2 separate regions of the Homo sapiens genome follow, and region 2 is linked to region 1. Evidence: read pairs that join two places in POLR2A ChIA-PET (ENCODE). Cell type or tissue: PC-9. All regions are shown on one strand. Region 1 overlaps ADK (adenosine kinase). Region 2 overlaps ADK (adenosine kinase).

Region 1 (8,000 bases):
AAAGATATGTGAGGCTGGGCACGATGGGTCATGCCTGTAATCCTAGCACTTTTGGAGGCCGAGGTGAGCTCTGCTTAGTCCCGGGTGTTGAGACCAGCCTGGGCAACTGGTGAAACCACGTCTTTACAAAAAATACAAAAACTAGATAGGTGTGGTGGTACGTGCCTGTGGTTCCAGCTACTTGGGAAGTTGAGGTGGGAGGATCACTTGAGACCAGGAGGCAGAGGTCGCAGTGGGCAGAGATCATGCCACTGCACTCCAGCCTGGGAGACAGAGTAAGACCCTGTCTCAAAAAAATATTTTTTAAAAAAAGATACATGTGGAAGAACTTTCTAGAAATAGCACAGAAAAATATAGTTGGAAAGAGCACAACACTGACACACAGTAGTGAAGACCAAGACATATCTGAGTAAAGGCACGGGAATTCAAAATGTGAAACGAATCCTTTTGTAAGCAATCAAACCCATCAAAGTACTTATAAGGATGGAGAATGGGGCAGAATCATGAATTCTGACCTTATTAATTCAATAAATGTGTATTAGCTATATGCTAAGTATTAAACACTAACAAGCTATTTGGAATTCAACAGAGAACAAATCAGACCAAATCCCTTTACTATTGATAGTTGCATTCTATAGATGGAGATGACAGCAAACAAATAATCCAAGGAATATATACACCAGGTGACAGAAAAATAAAGCTAGATAAGGAACTGAGAGTTACTAACAAAGAGGGAAGAAATATATGTGCGTGCTCAGGTTCTTCAAAGTATCATTTAAAGAATTGCTGGGTGTGGTCACTCATGTCTTTAATCCCAGCATTATGGGAGGCCAAGGTGGGAGGACTGCTTGGGGCCAGGACTTCAAGACAAGCCTGGGCAACAGACTGACACTCATCTCTATGAAAATTTTTTTTAAAAATTAGCTAGGTGTGGTGGCACATGCCTGGAGTCCCTGACACTCAGGAGGCTGAGGCAGGAGGATCATTTAATCCTAGGAGGTTGAGGCTGCAATGAGCTGTGATGGCTCCACTGCACTCTAGCCTGGGAGTGATAATGAAACACTGTCTCTAGAAATAAATAAATACAGTTCTAAGATAGGCTGGGTATAGTGGCTAATGCCTATAATCCCAGTGCTTTGGGAGGCTGAGGCAGTAGAATTGGTTGAAGCCAGGAGTTGGAGATCAGCATAGACAACAAAGTGAGACCCTATCTCATTAAAGCAAACAAACCAAAAAACCCTATAATAAAAGAGCAATGTCTATTACCTCCTCAAGGAAAGATAGCCTAGTTAATTTTGTATCTGGTCAAACTACCATGTAAGTATAAATGAAGAGACAAAATTTAGAACATAAAATAATTTGGGAAATATAGTTTCTATGTGACTTTCTGAAGAAACCACCAGAACAAACCTCAGCAAACCAAGAGATAAAATGACTATTATGAAAGGCTTAGCTATAAACATTGATTCTGTTTATTGCCTTTTAACTGTTATGAATAAGATCAAAAATTTGCAGGAGGGAGGAGAATATGTTTGGTTACAGAACAATATAAATGTTATAAATCTCGGGAACAAATATACAAAATAGAGTAATTGGGAGAGGGAAGGTGTGAGACTATGAGGGTAAGAAAGATTTCCTCATCTTTTATAGCCAGGGGTCAAGGAGATCCTGAAAAGCTGATAAATCATGTAATTGAGGTCTAAGTATTCTTAAAAACACTAAGGGAAAGAAAAATCTTCTAGGAAAAGAGAATGAAGAATTCCCCGAAAAAGAATACTTATTATCTTTTAAAAAATCTTGGCTAGGTGCAGTGGTGCACTACTGTAATCTCAGTACTTTGGGAGGCTAAGGCAGGTAGATCACGTGAGCCTAGGAGTTTGAGACCAGCCTGGGCAACATGGAAAAACCCTATCTCTAAAAACATATTGTAAAACAACAGCCAGTCCTGGTGGCATGCACCCGTAAACCCAGCTACTCGGGAGGCTGAGGTGGGAGGATCGCTTGTGCCTGGGAAGTTGCAGCTGCAGTAAGCTGAGATCATGCCACTGTACTCCAGCCTAGGCAACAAAGTGAGACCATGTCTCAAAAGACCTTTTTTTAAATAAAAAAATCTTAATCATGTTACATGAAGTTACAGATCTAAATGTGGTCACTTGAATAAAAATACAAGTCTCACAAATTATTGGAAGAAACATACACACAAACCAAAGTGGGAGGATATGGCAAAAGATAGAAACAAATTAAAAAATCCTCATAGTACAGAAAGCATACCATACAATAACAGAAATCAGCCCCAAAATATCTGGTTTAAACTATATATTTTACATACTAAACACAAACTTGATTCACACAATAAGAATGAATCTTAAATGAATTTTGCTAAGTAAAAAAAAGCCAGAACCACTAGTCTACATATTTTATAATTTCATGTATGTGACATTCTAGAAAATGCCAAACTACAGAGATGAAAAACAGATTAACTTTTCCCATGGTTGGCAGGTGGAAGGGACCAACTACCGTAAAGGAGCAATATTTTAGGTTTCTTTCAGCAAATACTAATTTAAAAATATCAATTAGGATGTTAAGGGAACCCAAGATGGAATGCAAACTGTGATAAATTAGTCTAAATGTATTAAATATGTATGAAATAAACTTACTGAAAGTGGTGGGAATGAAAAGACCCTAAATAACTGTAGCCAACAGTATTTCCTTTACATACTATAGTGCTAAAGACAAAAAGAACTATATATAAGCATTGTATTCTGGTAAATTGGTTTATCACAGAGGTATGATTCAGCAATTTTTTTTTTTTTTGAGATGGAGTTTTGCTCTTGTTACGCAGGCTGGAGTGCAGTGGCACGATCTTGACTCACTGCAACCTCTGCCTCCCAGGTTCAAGCAATTCTCTTGCCTCAGCCTCCCGAGTAGCTGGGATTACAGCATGTGTCACTACGCCCGGCTAATTTTGTATTTTTGTTAGAGACGCAGTTTCTCCATGTTGGTAAGGCTGCTCTCGAACTCCCGACTTCAGGTGATCTGCCCGCCTCAGCCTCCCAAAGTGCTGAGATTACAGGCATGAGCCACTGTACCCAGCCAGCAATTTTTAAACGACTTTATATGTATACTAGGTTTGCATAAATAAGTAAATACATGTCAAATAATCAGAGCCAGCTTTCTCACTATCAGAGAAGGAAGTTAAAATAAGTCAAAGGGAAATGCTAGCATGAACTCTGTGGTACTGAATTAGAGTAAGAGATACCATTATAAACTCACGATTTTATATATATTATAAACACACATAGGTAACAGGATTAAATACAATGTGTGTCTATGTATACATGAGTTAGCAGACATAAGCATATTTCCTAATTCTATCTGCTGAGAGAACCTAGAAGCAATTACTGCCAGTAGCTTACGAGAAAACAGTGCTCAGATGCTGGTTTTGAAACACCTTCCCACCTACCTTCCCTCCCTCCCTCCCTCTCCCTCCTTTTTCTCTCTTCTCTTCTTTCTTTTCTTTCTCTTTCTCCCTCTCTCTCTTTTCTTCTTTTATTTCTCTCTTTCTCTCTTCGCTCTCTCTTTCTCTCTCTTTCTCTGTTTAGAGACAGGGCCTTGCTCTGTCACCTAGGCTGGAGTGCAGTGTCATGATCATGGCTCACACAGGCTCAACCTCCTGGGCTCATGCAATTCTCCTGCCTAAACCTCCCAAGTAGCTAGGTCTCAGGCACATGTCACTATGCCTGGCTAATTTTTTTTTTTAAGAGATGGGGGTCTTACTACATTGTCCAGGCTGGTCTCAAACTCCTGGCCTCATGTGATCCTTCTGTCTCAGCATCCCAAAGTGTTAGGATTAGAGAATTGAGTCACCATGCCTGGTCCTTCTCTTTGATAAAGTGAACCAGTGATCCTTGGAGAAACAAGCTGGGGTACAGAAAGTCTAGATGATCTTGTAGTGCCAGAAAGTAAGAAAGTAATAAAAAGATGACAGGTCTGTCACAATGATACAGAAGCCAATGTGACAAAGCTCTCAATAGTTAAATCTCGAATTTGAGTAGTAAAAGTGACACAGTTTTAGATTATAACCCAAAGAACTAAATAAATATCCATGAGCCCTATTGATATAAATGACAATTAAGGGTTTTTTGTTTTGTTTTTTTTTGTTTGCTTTGTTTTTTGTTTTTTTGAGATGGAGTCTTGCTCTGTTGTCAAGCTGGAGTGCAGTGGCGTGAACTCGGCTCACTGAAACCTCTGCCTCCCGGGTTCAAGCGATTCTCCTGCTTCAGCCTCCCAAGTAGCTGGGATTACAGGTGCGTGCCACCACGCCCAGTTAATTTTGTATTTTTAGTAGAGACGGGGTTTCACCATGTTGGTCAGAATGGTCTCGATCTCCTGACCTCATGATCTGCCTACCTCAGCCTCCCAAAGTGCTGGGATTACAGGCGTGAGCCTCCGCACCAGGCAGAATTTATGAAAAATGGAAACAAACCAGGTGTAGTGGCTCAGGCCTGTAATTCCAGCACTTTGGAAGGGCGAGTTGTGAGGATTGCTTGAGCCTAGAAGGTTCAAGACCAGCCTGGGCAACACAGTGAAATTCCATCTACATACACATGCAAACACACACACACACCCCCACACACATGGGAGCCTAAGGTGGGAGATCAATTAAGCCCAGGATGCTGAGGTTTCAGCGAGCCATGATCTCGCCACTGCACTCCAGCCTGGATGACACAGAGAGAATGAGGGGAGGGGAGGGAGAAAGGAGAGAAAGGAAAGAAAGGAAAGAAAGGGAAGGGAAGGGAAGGAAAGGAGAGGAAAGGGGGAGAGAAAAAGAAAGAAAGAAAATAAAGGAAAAGAAAAGAAAGAAAGAAAAGAAAAGACTACTGAATTTGTAAAAAACGAATACAGAGTAGGTGTGGTGGGTCACACATGTGATCTCAGCACTTTGGGAGGCTGAGGAGGGAAGATCACTTGAGTTCAGGCATTTGAGACTAGGCTCGGTAACACAGTGAGGCCCTGCCTCTTAAAAAAAGAATTAGTTAATTGGGCGTGGTGGCACATGCCTATAGTCCTAGCTACTCAGGTAGATCACTTGAGCCCAGAAGGTTGAGGCAGCAGTGAGTCACGATCACACCACTGCACTCCAACCTGAGATATAGAGTGAGAACCCATCTCGAAAAAAAAATTAAAGAATATTAAAAATGGAAGCAAAGAGACAAATCTTCCTTAAAGAATTTGAATTATTAAATATAGAATAAATGAGGGAAATAGAAAATCACCATTAGAACACCATAGTTGTAATTGGTATAGGCAATATCCACTAATAAATGCTATAAATCAGTGGGTAAAACTTTAAAAAACTAGAATATTTGCATAATTTCATAATATCTCTCCACTAATATTTATTAATTACTGTGGTGGCTATATCCTTCCTCTATGAGGTTTCTAAACACTATTCATTTTGTATTTACCCCCCCACCCCCAAGTGTGGGGTGGATTTAGTGATTCATTTCTAATGAACTGTATATGGAAAGGAACAAATAGACAATGGAGAAACCCAATGGACACCACCTTAACTTGATGTTCAAGGTTCACACTAACAGTAACAGATTGATACTACGTACACCTTGATGTGATACATTGGGAAAGCAAAATCACCTCAGTGGTGGTATTCTCAAAACCCCATAATTTCAGTCTAATTACAAGGAAACAACAGATAAACTCAAATTGAAAGATATCCTACAAACTATCTGACCTCTACTCTTCATAAGTGTCAAGGCCACAAAAGAGAAGGCAAGACAGAGCAACATGACAATGAAATGTCAAGTAGTATCCTCCAACAGATCCTGGAACAGAAAAAGGACATTACTTAAGAAACTGGGAAAATAAACCTGTAGTTTAGTTAATGGTATTGTACCAATGTTAATTTAGCTTTGATGAAGATCCTACAGTTATTTAAGGTGTTAATATTAGGAGAAGCTAGGTGAAGAGTACATGGAACTTATTTTTACTATCTTAGAACATTTCTATAAATCTAAAATTATTTCAAAATAAAACTATTTAGGCCAGGCACAGTGGCTCTCTCTCTATATGTGTGTGTGTGTGTGTGTGTGTGTCTGTGTGTATATGTATGTGTGTGTATATATATATATTTATATTAGGCATGGTGGTGCACACCTGCAGTCCCAGCTACTCAGGAGGTTGAAGTGGGAGAATCACCTGAGCCCAGTAGTTCAAGGTTGCGGTGAGCCATGATCACATCACTGTCTTCCAGCCTGGGTGGCAGAGTGAGACCCTATCTCAAAAAAATGAAAACAAACAAACAAAATCTGCCCCCCAAAACAAACAAAAAACTATTGATGAAAAAATAGCCACAATGAGATATCAATAAATACCCATTAGTATTGGCTAAAATTATGACATCTAAAAATAGCCCCAAATGGTGTTGAGATAGCTGGCATGTGGAAAAAGACAAAATAGAGTATGGAAAAAACACTGTCATATCAGTTCTTTATATGAGACCACTTTCTGCGATGATGGAAATGTTCCTTTTCACTATCCAATATGGTAGCCACTACCCCTATTTGGCTATATGAGCACTTGATAAGTGGCTACAATGGCTGAAAATTTTAAACTTTAATTTTTAAAAATGTACAGGTAAAGAGCCACATGTAGCTAGTAGCTACCAGACGACAATGCATTTCTAGGTCTTATTAGGAAATTAGGTGATAGAGGAACAACACTACAAAAGGAAGCACTGAACCTTGTAGAACATTATATGAGACAAATGTAAGACCTGGCTTCTCTGACAAACCAAAGGAAAGCTAAAAAATGGAGTGGAGGGGAGGAAAATGACTTACAGAAAGAAGAATCTTATCAGACATCACAACTAGATGACATCTCTATTGATGCAGAAAAACTATTTGGCAAAATTCAACATCTTTTTATAATTAAATAAAAAAAAGGCACAGAGGAAATCACCTCAACCCAATAAAGACTGTATATGAAAAGCCGATGGGTAATATAATACTCGATGGTAAAAAACAGAAAGCTTTCCCTCAAAGACAATGAATAAAGCAAGGATGCCCCCCTTGCCACTTTTTTTTACCGACGGGATCTTGCTCTATCACCCAGACTGGAGTGCAGTGGTATGACCACAGCTCACTGTAACCTTGAACTCCTGAACTCGTGATTCTCCTGCCTTAGCCTTCCAAGTATGTAGGACTACAGGAGCATACCACCAGGCCCAACACAGTAGTGCTGGAAGTTGTATCCAGAGCAGTCAGCTAAAGAAAGAAAGAAAGGAAAGAGGAAATAGGAGGCATACAAGTTGGAAACAGAGAAGTAGAATTATTTCTTTAGATAACACAATCTTGTATGTATAAAAAGCCTAGAGACTGCACATACAAAAAAACCTATTAGGAGGAATAAATAAATTCAGCAAAGTTGCAGGACACAAAATAAACATAAAACAATTAATTGTGTTTGAAAATACTAACAATGAACAACCCAAAAAGAAAATTAAGAAAACAAATATATTAATAATAGCATTAAAAATGAATAAAATACTTATGAGTAACCAAGGAGGCACAAGATTTTTACATTGAAAACCACAAAACATTGATGAAAGAAATTAAAGAAGACACCAATAAATGAAAAGACGTCCTGTGTTCATGGATTGGAACTTAATACTGTTAAAATATCCATACTACTGAAAGGAATGTACAGATTCCTTTGCACATGCAATTCCTATACAAATCCCAATGACATTTTTTTGCAGATATAGAAAAAAATTCTAAAATTCATATAAAACTGCAAAGGCCCCCAAATACCATAACAATCTCAAGAAAGAAAAACAAAGATAGAGGCCTCAGAGTTCCTGATTTCAAAACATATTACACAAAGCAACAGCAATCAAAACAGTATAGTACTGATAGGCCAGGCATGGTGGCTCAAGCCTGTAATCCCAGAACTTTGGGAGGCTGAGGCAGGTGGATCACGAG
Region 2 (8,000 bases), 190 kb before region 1:
ACCCAGTAACATCTGAAGCTCCTTCATCACTCATCATTCAAAGAGAGACAGGACATAAGCTCCATATTCTGTACAGGGGCACTTGGGAACTAAGGTGCAAAATCATCTGCAAGTAATACTTTTTTGGTAACTTTCAGCATACAGATGCTGCTGTATACGTCTTATGAGAGTTATACCTAGGTAGTTCACACTTTTTTTTGGAGTGACTACAAATGGTAGCAGTACCTTTCTGGACAGTGCAAATGAACAGAAGCCATAAACTAAAGGAAGTGTTGGTATGGATTGGATCATGGGTTTCTAAAAAAGCTTCGAGCCTGACTATATTCCTGGCAGTGAAATGTTGGATACAGTTAAAGAGTTGTAAATTTAAAAAAATATAAATAATGAATATTGGGTGTTTCTTTATAGAAAATCACAATGGCACAATAAAAACATTACTATTATTCTGTTAAAATACTTCTTCCCAATGTCAAGAATTTTTTATTTTAGTTGGTTTACTAAAAATAACCTAATCTGGTTATGTTTTGCAAAGAAGTCACTATCTGTCAACTGGCAAAAGGGAAAGCTACAACTGAATGCATGGGCAGAACAAAAGGGACAGTGCAACGGGATTTTGCCCTAGAGTAGTCTGGACCAGGGCTTACTTGTTTTGACTACAGAGTAACCTAATTTAGTACTTTAAACATGGCACATGACAGTGGAATGGACTTATCTGTCATGAAATCTGGCTTACAAGATACATCTGCAAACGATTGGACAGTGCTTCTTATTGGGGGCTGGAACTTCTGAAATCATAAATTTGCATCCCTATGGGGACAGAGTGGCTAAAGACTCTTAAACTTCAGTCTCGTTTAAGATCAAGAGGGAGGCAAAAGGAGATCTTGAGAAACTTAAGAAAGGTATTAATAAAGAGCATAGAGAATCTTCAAAAGCATATTCTGTCTAGCTTTTGCTACCTGCTCTTAATGGATACTTTCAACAAGAGACATAAATATGTTAATGAAAATACTCTCCTGGAATGACTGATATTCAAGAAGAGGACTCATTCACTTAGTCAATCTTTTTTAAAATCTTTTTTTTTTTTTTAGGTCTTGCTCTGTCATCCAGGCTGGAGTGCAGTTGTATAATCATAACACACTCCAACCTTGACCTCCTGGGCTCAAGGGATTCTCTCTGCCTCCTGTGTAGTTGGGACCACAGACACGCAGCACCACAGCTGGTCAATTTTTTGCTTTTTTTTGGGGGGCGGGTGGGTAGAGACAGGGTCTCACTTTGTTGCCCAAGCTGGTTTCAAACTCCTGTGCTCGAGCAATCCTCCTGCCTTGGTCTCCCAAAGTGCTAGGATTACAGGCATGAGCCACTGCATCTGGCTTAAACTTTTTTTCTTTGAGACGGAGTCTCATTCTATTGCCCAGGCTGGAGTGCAGTGGCGTGATCTCAGCTCACTGCAACCTCCGCCTCCTGGTTCAAGTAATTCTCCTGCCTCAGCCTCCCAAGTAGCTGGGATTACAGTCATGTGCCATCACGCCCAGCTAATTTTTGTATTTTTAGTAGAGATAGGTTTTGCCATGTTGGCCAGGCTCGTCTTGAACTCCTGACCTCAAGTGATCTGACTGCCTCAGCCTCCCAAAGTGCTGGGATTAGGTGTGAGCCACAATGCCCAGCCAAACTCTTTAAGTAACTGAACTTTCCACATTTTGTAACATGAGGGCCTATATGGCAGTTGACAAGATTTTGATTAATTGAAAGTTATGGCACAAATATCCAGAATTACATTTTCTAGAGAGTATATATAGCACAAACTACTATGCAGGCCAAAAAAAAAATGTAAGCAGACTTTATTAGAAATACTCAGGAAAGGTCTGCAGTCTGATTTAGGAAAAGGTCTGTACCATAAATACTTATAAAGAAATCTGGTTTTACTACTTCCAAGTACAAGCTACACTATACAGGGAAATAACAACTATAAACTAAAACCAAACAGGTACTAAATAAGTAAAATGAGCTCAAGTTAATGAAACCATTACTATTTACAATACATTTACATTATGTAATAATCTAACATGTCTATAAAACATTTTAGGTAATATAAGAATTAATCACTAGACTTACAGATTGGAAAATAATTATATATAAATAGTAAGTAAACCAAAATTACATAGAATTCCTTGAGCTCCTCGTTTGAAAACAATTATTCATTTTTGACTGCATAAATATTTATTTATGAACAGAACCTAATCGACAACGGAAGAGATTATTTTGAATTTTATTCTTAAGAATCATGACTTCTGGTCAGGCATGGTGGCTCACATCTGTAATCCTAGCACTTTGGGAGGTGGAGGTGGGCAGATCACGAGGTCAGGAGTTCAGCCAGCCTGGGCAACATGGTAAAATCCCGGCTCCACTAAAAATACAAAAAAAAATTTGTCAGGCATGGTGGCACATGCCTGAAATCCCAGCTACTCTGGAGGCTGAGGCAGGAGAATTGCTTAAACCCAGGAAGTGGAGGTTGCAGCGAGCCAAGATCGCACCACTACACTCCAGCCTGGGCGACAGAGTGAGACTCCCTCTCGGAGGAAAAAAAAAAAAAAATCATGACTTATTTATCTAAATTGCTGAAAATTCTACATAAATGCAGCTTTATAATGATTTTTTCTGGAGATATATATATATATATACACACACACACATCATTGAGATACTTTATCCTTAGTTTTCATATGAAGCTCAATTTCCTGAAATACAAAGTAGAATTATTTTCTACCTTTTTATACTTATCAGTACAGATAAGTATATAAGAATATCATATATGCAAAAGATGCGTCATAAACTCAGTTTTCATTATTTTCTATTATCTAAAGAACTACAAGAACTCCTTTCAAAATGATGACTCTGAAAAATCTTCAATAATATTTATGTTTTATTACATTTTCAGTATGCTCTGATTTTCAAATGACTTAAGCTGGTTTACAGATCTATTATAAAAAGTCATGGCCGGGCACAGTGGCTCATGCCTGTAATCCCAGCACTTTGGGAGGCTGAGGCGGGTGGATCACTTGAGGTCAGGAGTTTGAGACCAGACTCGCCAACATGGTAAAACCCTGTCTCTATTAAAAATACAAGAATTAGTTGGGCATGGTGGCATGTGCCTGTAATCCTAGCTACCTGGGAGGCTGAGGCACGAGAATCACTTGAATCTGGGAGGCGGAGGTTGCAGTGAGCAGAGATCATGTCACTGCACTTCAGCCTGGGCAACAGTGAGACTCAGTCTCAAAAAAAAAAAAAAAAAAAAGTCACAAAACTAACAGTTTTTACCGGCATGACCTACTCCATAGCTATTCTAGGAAATTTATTATATGAACACATGAAGTACATTCACTAAATCTGAATATACACTTACAGGTAAGGACGTTATTCAACCAATGAAGCCTACAACACTCACATGACTCTCACTGGGACCTAGTTTTCTTAGGCATGAAATGGGCCTGGAGTAGCTGTGGGAACAATTAGTAAAAACTAGCTTTCTGCACTAATTGTAGAAAAATGACCTGGTTAGTTTTGATCAAGTACTTCTACCTAAGAGCTTAAGATTATTCGTAGCATTTATTTCTCAATTCTTCACAAACTTTTTGTAAAGTGAGAAGGAAAAGGGTTGGGAATAATTATTATTCCTACTTTCTGGATTTCTAAAAAACCACTAAATCATAAGCTTCCCCAAGCAGACAGGAAACAAACACTAACAATTCAGTTGATAACAGATTTGTTTTGTGTCATTTATTAGATAAGACTTGCAGAGTGCCTTCATTCAAAACAATAAAATTTAGCTTACCTAGAATACAAAATAATCAATTTTAGGCATCCTCTAGACACTTCATACAAATAATTTACTCTTCACTTAAATATGAGACAAGCTTCACTACCTAATCACTTAAGAGGCCAATCTAATTAGAATAAAAACATCTTCATGCATCAATAATGAAAGTCAATTATATTAGAGATGGTTAAGTTTCTACAATTGCCACAATATCTAATTGAACAATAATACAAATCCAGTTACTCAATGCCAAACAATTAAATGTTTCTGCAGGTTTACCTCCACTAAATTAACTATATATTTTAGCACTAGATACACACAACCTCACGATATCCTTAGAAAATTTTGTTCAAAGAATTTTTAAAATGCCACATTGTTACTGTTTTGTTGATGTCCTAAACTGTTGAGAAGATACAAGTGAAGGTGATCCAGCAGGTTGAAAGGCAGGTAGGCAGGTGTTTTTCTTTCTTTCTTTTCTCTCTCTCTTCCTTTTCCTTCCTTTCTTCATTTTCCTTCTGTCTGTCTGTCTCTCTCTCTCTCTCTCTCTCTCTCTCTCTCTCTCTCTCTCTCTCAAGAGCTAAGGTCTCACTCTGCCTCCCAGGCTGGAGTGCAGTGGTGTGATCATGGTTCACTGTAGCCTCAAACTCCTGGGCTAAAAGGATCCTCCTGCCTCAGCCTCCTGAGCAGCTAGGACTACAGGTGCAAGCCAACATGCCTGGCTAATTTTTAAATTTTTTTTGTAGAGACAGGGTCTTGCTGTGTTCTCCAGACTGGTCTTGAGCCCTTGGCTTCAAGTGATCCTCCTGCCTCAGCCTCCTAAACACCAGGCATGAGTCACCACACTTGGCCTGGTGTTTTTCAACCTCAAGGTAAAATTCAGTCACTACCCCTGCCACTGCCTCTGACCCAGCATCAATAGGCATGGAAGAAACAGAAAAGTGATGGTAAAAACTTCTCCAGAAAGTGAAAAGTATGACTACGTAAAAACCAGAACCCTTCACATTCTTATGCCATTGCTTATAATAAGGTAATATCCATAGTATTAAAATGTTTTTGTTTGTTTCTTTTAAAAAACTATTTAGAAATAATTTTAAATTAACAGAAAAGTTCCCAGAAAAATACAGACAATTTCTATGCAACATTTATCCAGATTTACCATTTTTTAACATTTTGCCACATTTAGTTGATCATTCCTCCCATATATATAACATTATTTATTCTTTCAAAGTTTTATTTAGCATTTGTGGTATATATTATGCCTTTTACCCCTTAATACTTCAGTGTGTATTTCCTAAGAGTGATGATATTCTGTTAGCCAGGTTATAGTTGATAAACACAGAAAACAACATTTTAATCTAATCTATAGTCCACAGTTCAATTTTCTTAATTGTCCTAATGTATTTTATAGCAATATTTTTCATCTGGTATAGAATTCAGTCCAGAATCACATATTACTTTTTTTTCTTTGAGATGGAGTTTCGCTGCGTCGCCCAGGCTGGAGTGCAGTGGTGCGATCCTGGCTCACTGCAACCTTCACCTCCCAGGTTCAAGCGATATCCTTCCTCAGCCTCCTGAGTAGCTGGGACTACAGGTGTGTACCACCATGCCCGGCTAATTTTTGTATTTTTAGTAGAGACGGAGTTTCATCATGTTGGCCAGACTGGTCTTGAACTCCTGACCTCAAGTGATCCATCCACCTTGGCCTCCCAAAGTGCTGGGATTACAGGCGTGAGGCACCATGCCTGGCCACATATTACTTTTAGTTGTGCTTGTTTTTAATTTAACTTTTTGAGTAGGTAATGTATTCGTATGATTCAAAAATATAAAACATATGAAAAGCTATGCTATAAAATCTCCCTCTCCTCATCTCTGCCCTTCAGCTGGTTTCTGCTCCTTCTACTTCCCAATCTGGTTATCACTGTTATTGCTTTCTTATATATCCTTCTAGAATTTTTCTATGCATATACAATAAACTACATTCTTAATTTTTTCCTCCCCTCACCCACACAAAAAAAGGTATCATACTATCTAGGCTACTCTGGATCATATTTTAAAATCTTGGATATCTTTCTATATTGGTAAACAGAGAATGTCCTCATTATTTTTTATTGCTGCATAATAGTCCACTACATGGATATAGTATAATTTATTTAACCAATCCTTTACTGATGGACTTTTAGGCTATTTTCAATCTTCTATTATCATAAACAACGTCACAAAGCATTAATGCTTTTAAACAGACCTTAAATTTAATTATTTTGCTTCATAGGTCAATAATATCATTCCAGCTTTATGGAGAGAACTGATAGAAGGAAACTAAATTGTTATACTAACAGCATGAAATATGCCTATATCAAGGAATAGGGAAAAAATGAGAATCCGGAAATGCTTTTCTTTTCACTAGGACACACATATCAGGATATGAGCAAAGACACCCTGCTTAGACTGCCCTAATAAACAGGGCAATAAAAAAGATGATGAACTCTGCTAATAATAGAGATTTATAGAACAATCCTAATTAACAAGGACTTTTGAGGCATAAAGAGCTCTGAGTTAATTTAATTTTCTAGTTAACTAAAGAAAAAGCAGAAAGTCTTTTTATTTGGAAATCTTTCTAAATGTGTTAATATAATAATATGCCATGACATCCCTGCTTTAATTAGTTTAGTTTATTGAACTGAATAAAATTTTTCTTTGATAATAGAGAATCCTACAGCACATCTTAATGTCATTATTCTGAACATCAATTCTTACTGTAGTTCCAAAGGTATAAGTGCTTCCACAAAAAGTAGGAAAAATTAAATGTTCATGGGAAGTACACTTGATTAGGAGCAAAAAAGCCATAGTTTTAGTCTAGTTCGGGCTTAGCTATTTTATTTAATAAATATTTATTAAGACTCTACCATGTGTCAGGTACTTTATTAGGGACTGGGAATACAGATGTGAATAGGATAAAAACTCTGCTTTTATGAGGCCAACATTCTAGTGGGGATAGACAATACACAAGTAACAAATATATAAACAAGCTAATTTGAGATACATATATATATATATATATATTATTTTTTTTTTTTGAGATAGCATCTTGCTCTGTTGCATAGGCTGGGGTACAGTGGTGTGGTCTTGGCTCACTTCAACCTCCACCTCCTGGGTTCAGGCTATTCTTGTGCCTCAGCTACTCTTAGCTGGGATTACAGGCGTGCACCACTATGCCCAGCTAACTTTTTGTACTTTTAGTAGAGATAGGGTTTCATCATGTCGGCCAGGCTTGCCTTGAAATCGTGAGCTCAAGTGATCCATGATCCACCCACCTTGGCCTCCCAAAGTGCTGGGATTACAGGCATGCGCTACCATGCCCGGCCTAATTTGAGATATTAATAGGTGCCATACAGAAAATAAAACAGGATGATATGATGAAGTGTGACAAGGGAGGGGAGTTAATTTACATAGGTATTACTTCCTCACTGAGGAGGTGATATTTGAGTTGAGATTTCAAGGGTAAGAAGGAACAAGCCATGTGAAGTTCCAGGGGTAGAACATTCAAGTGCAGAGGCCCCAGACTAGCAACAAGCTTGGCAAACTAAGACTGCTGAAGCTAAAGAAGGCCACTGTACCTGGAGTATACTGAATGTGGGGGTTTTGCAGGATTTCATTCTATGTAAAATGGGAAACTGTTGGAAAGTTTTAAATAAGGGAGTGATGCAATCTCATCTTTGATATGAAAATATTGCTGGGCACAGTGGCTCATGTCTATAATCCCAGCACTTTGGGAGGCTGAGGCGGGAGGACTGGTTGAGCCCAGGAGTTTGAGACCAGACTGGGAGACATGGCAAAACTTCATCTCTACCCAAAATGGAAAAATTAGCTGGATGTGGTGGTGCACATCTATATTCCCAGCTACTCAGTAGGCTGAGGTGGGAGGATCGCTTGAGCCCAGGTGGTTGAGGATGCAGTGAGCTATGATTGTGCCACTGCTCTCCAGCCTGCATGACAGAGCAACACCCTGTCTCAAAAGAAAATTATTTTGGCAGCCTGATAGAGAACGGACAATGGACTGGAATGGCAGGGGTTGAGGGTGGGGTCAATAACGCTACTTACCAAGAATCCTTGGGCAAGCCACAATGTAATTTAAACTCAGTGTTATTACCTAAAAAATGAAGATAATATCTGTTCTACCTATTTTCTG

What was found. Peaks named below come from ENCODE experiments on the same cell type or tissue, not always from the same donor. Only the 100,000 strongest peaks of a DNase experiment are listed, where the experiment ranks them.
Region 2: POLR2A ChIA-PET joins it to region 1 with 5 read pairs; 3 of 35 experiments call an interaction of 5 or more read pairs at or near these places.

What each region holds. Positions count from the first base shown.
Region 1 is chr10:74,471,307-74,479,306 of GRCh38, reverse strand. The region is part of intron 6 of ADK (adenosine kinase); the gene reads right to left. Among named protein-coding and RNA genes, the nearest start is that of ADK-AS1, 54 kb to the left of the region's middle. In PC-9, no CTCF peak of the experiment used is centred here; no DNase peak of the experiment used is centred here; H3K27ac peaks cover 1,434 bases.
Region 2 is chr10:74,662,123-74,670,122 of GRCh38, reverse strand. The region is part of intron 9 of ADK (adenosine kinase); the gene reads right to left. Among named protein-coding and RNA genes, the nearest start is that of ADK-AS1, 140 kb to the right of the region's middle. In PC-9, no CTCF peak of the experiment used is centred here; no DNase peak of the experiment used is centred here.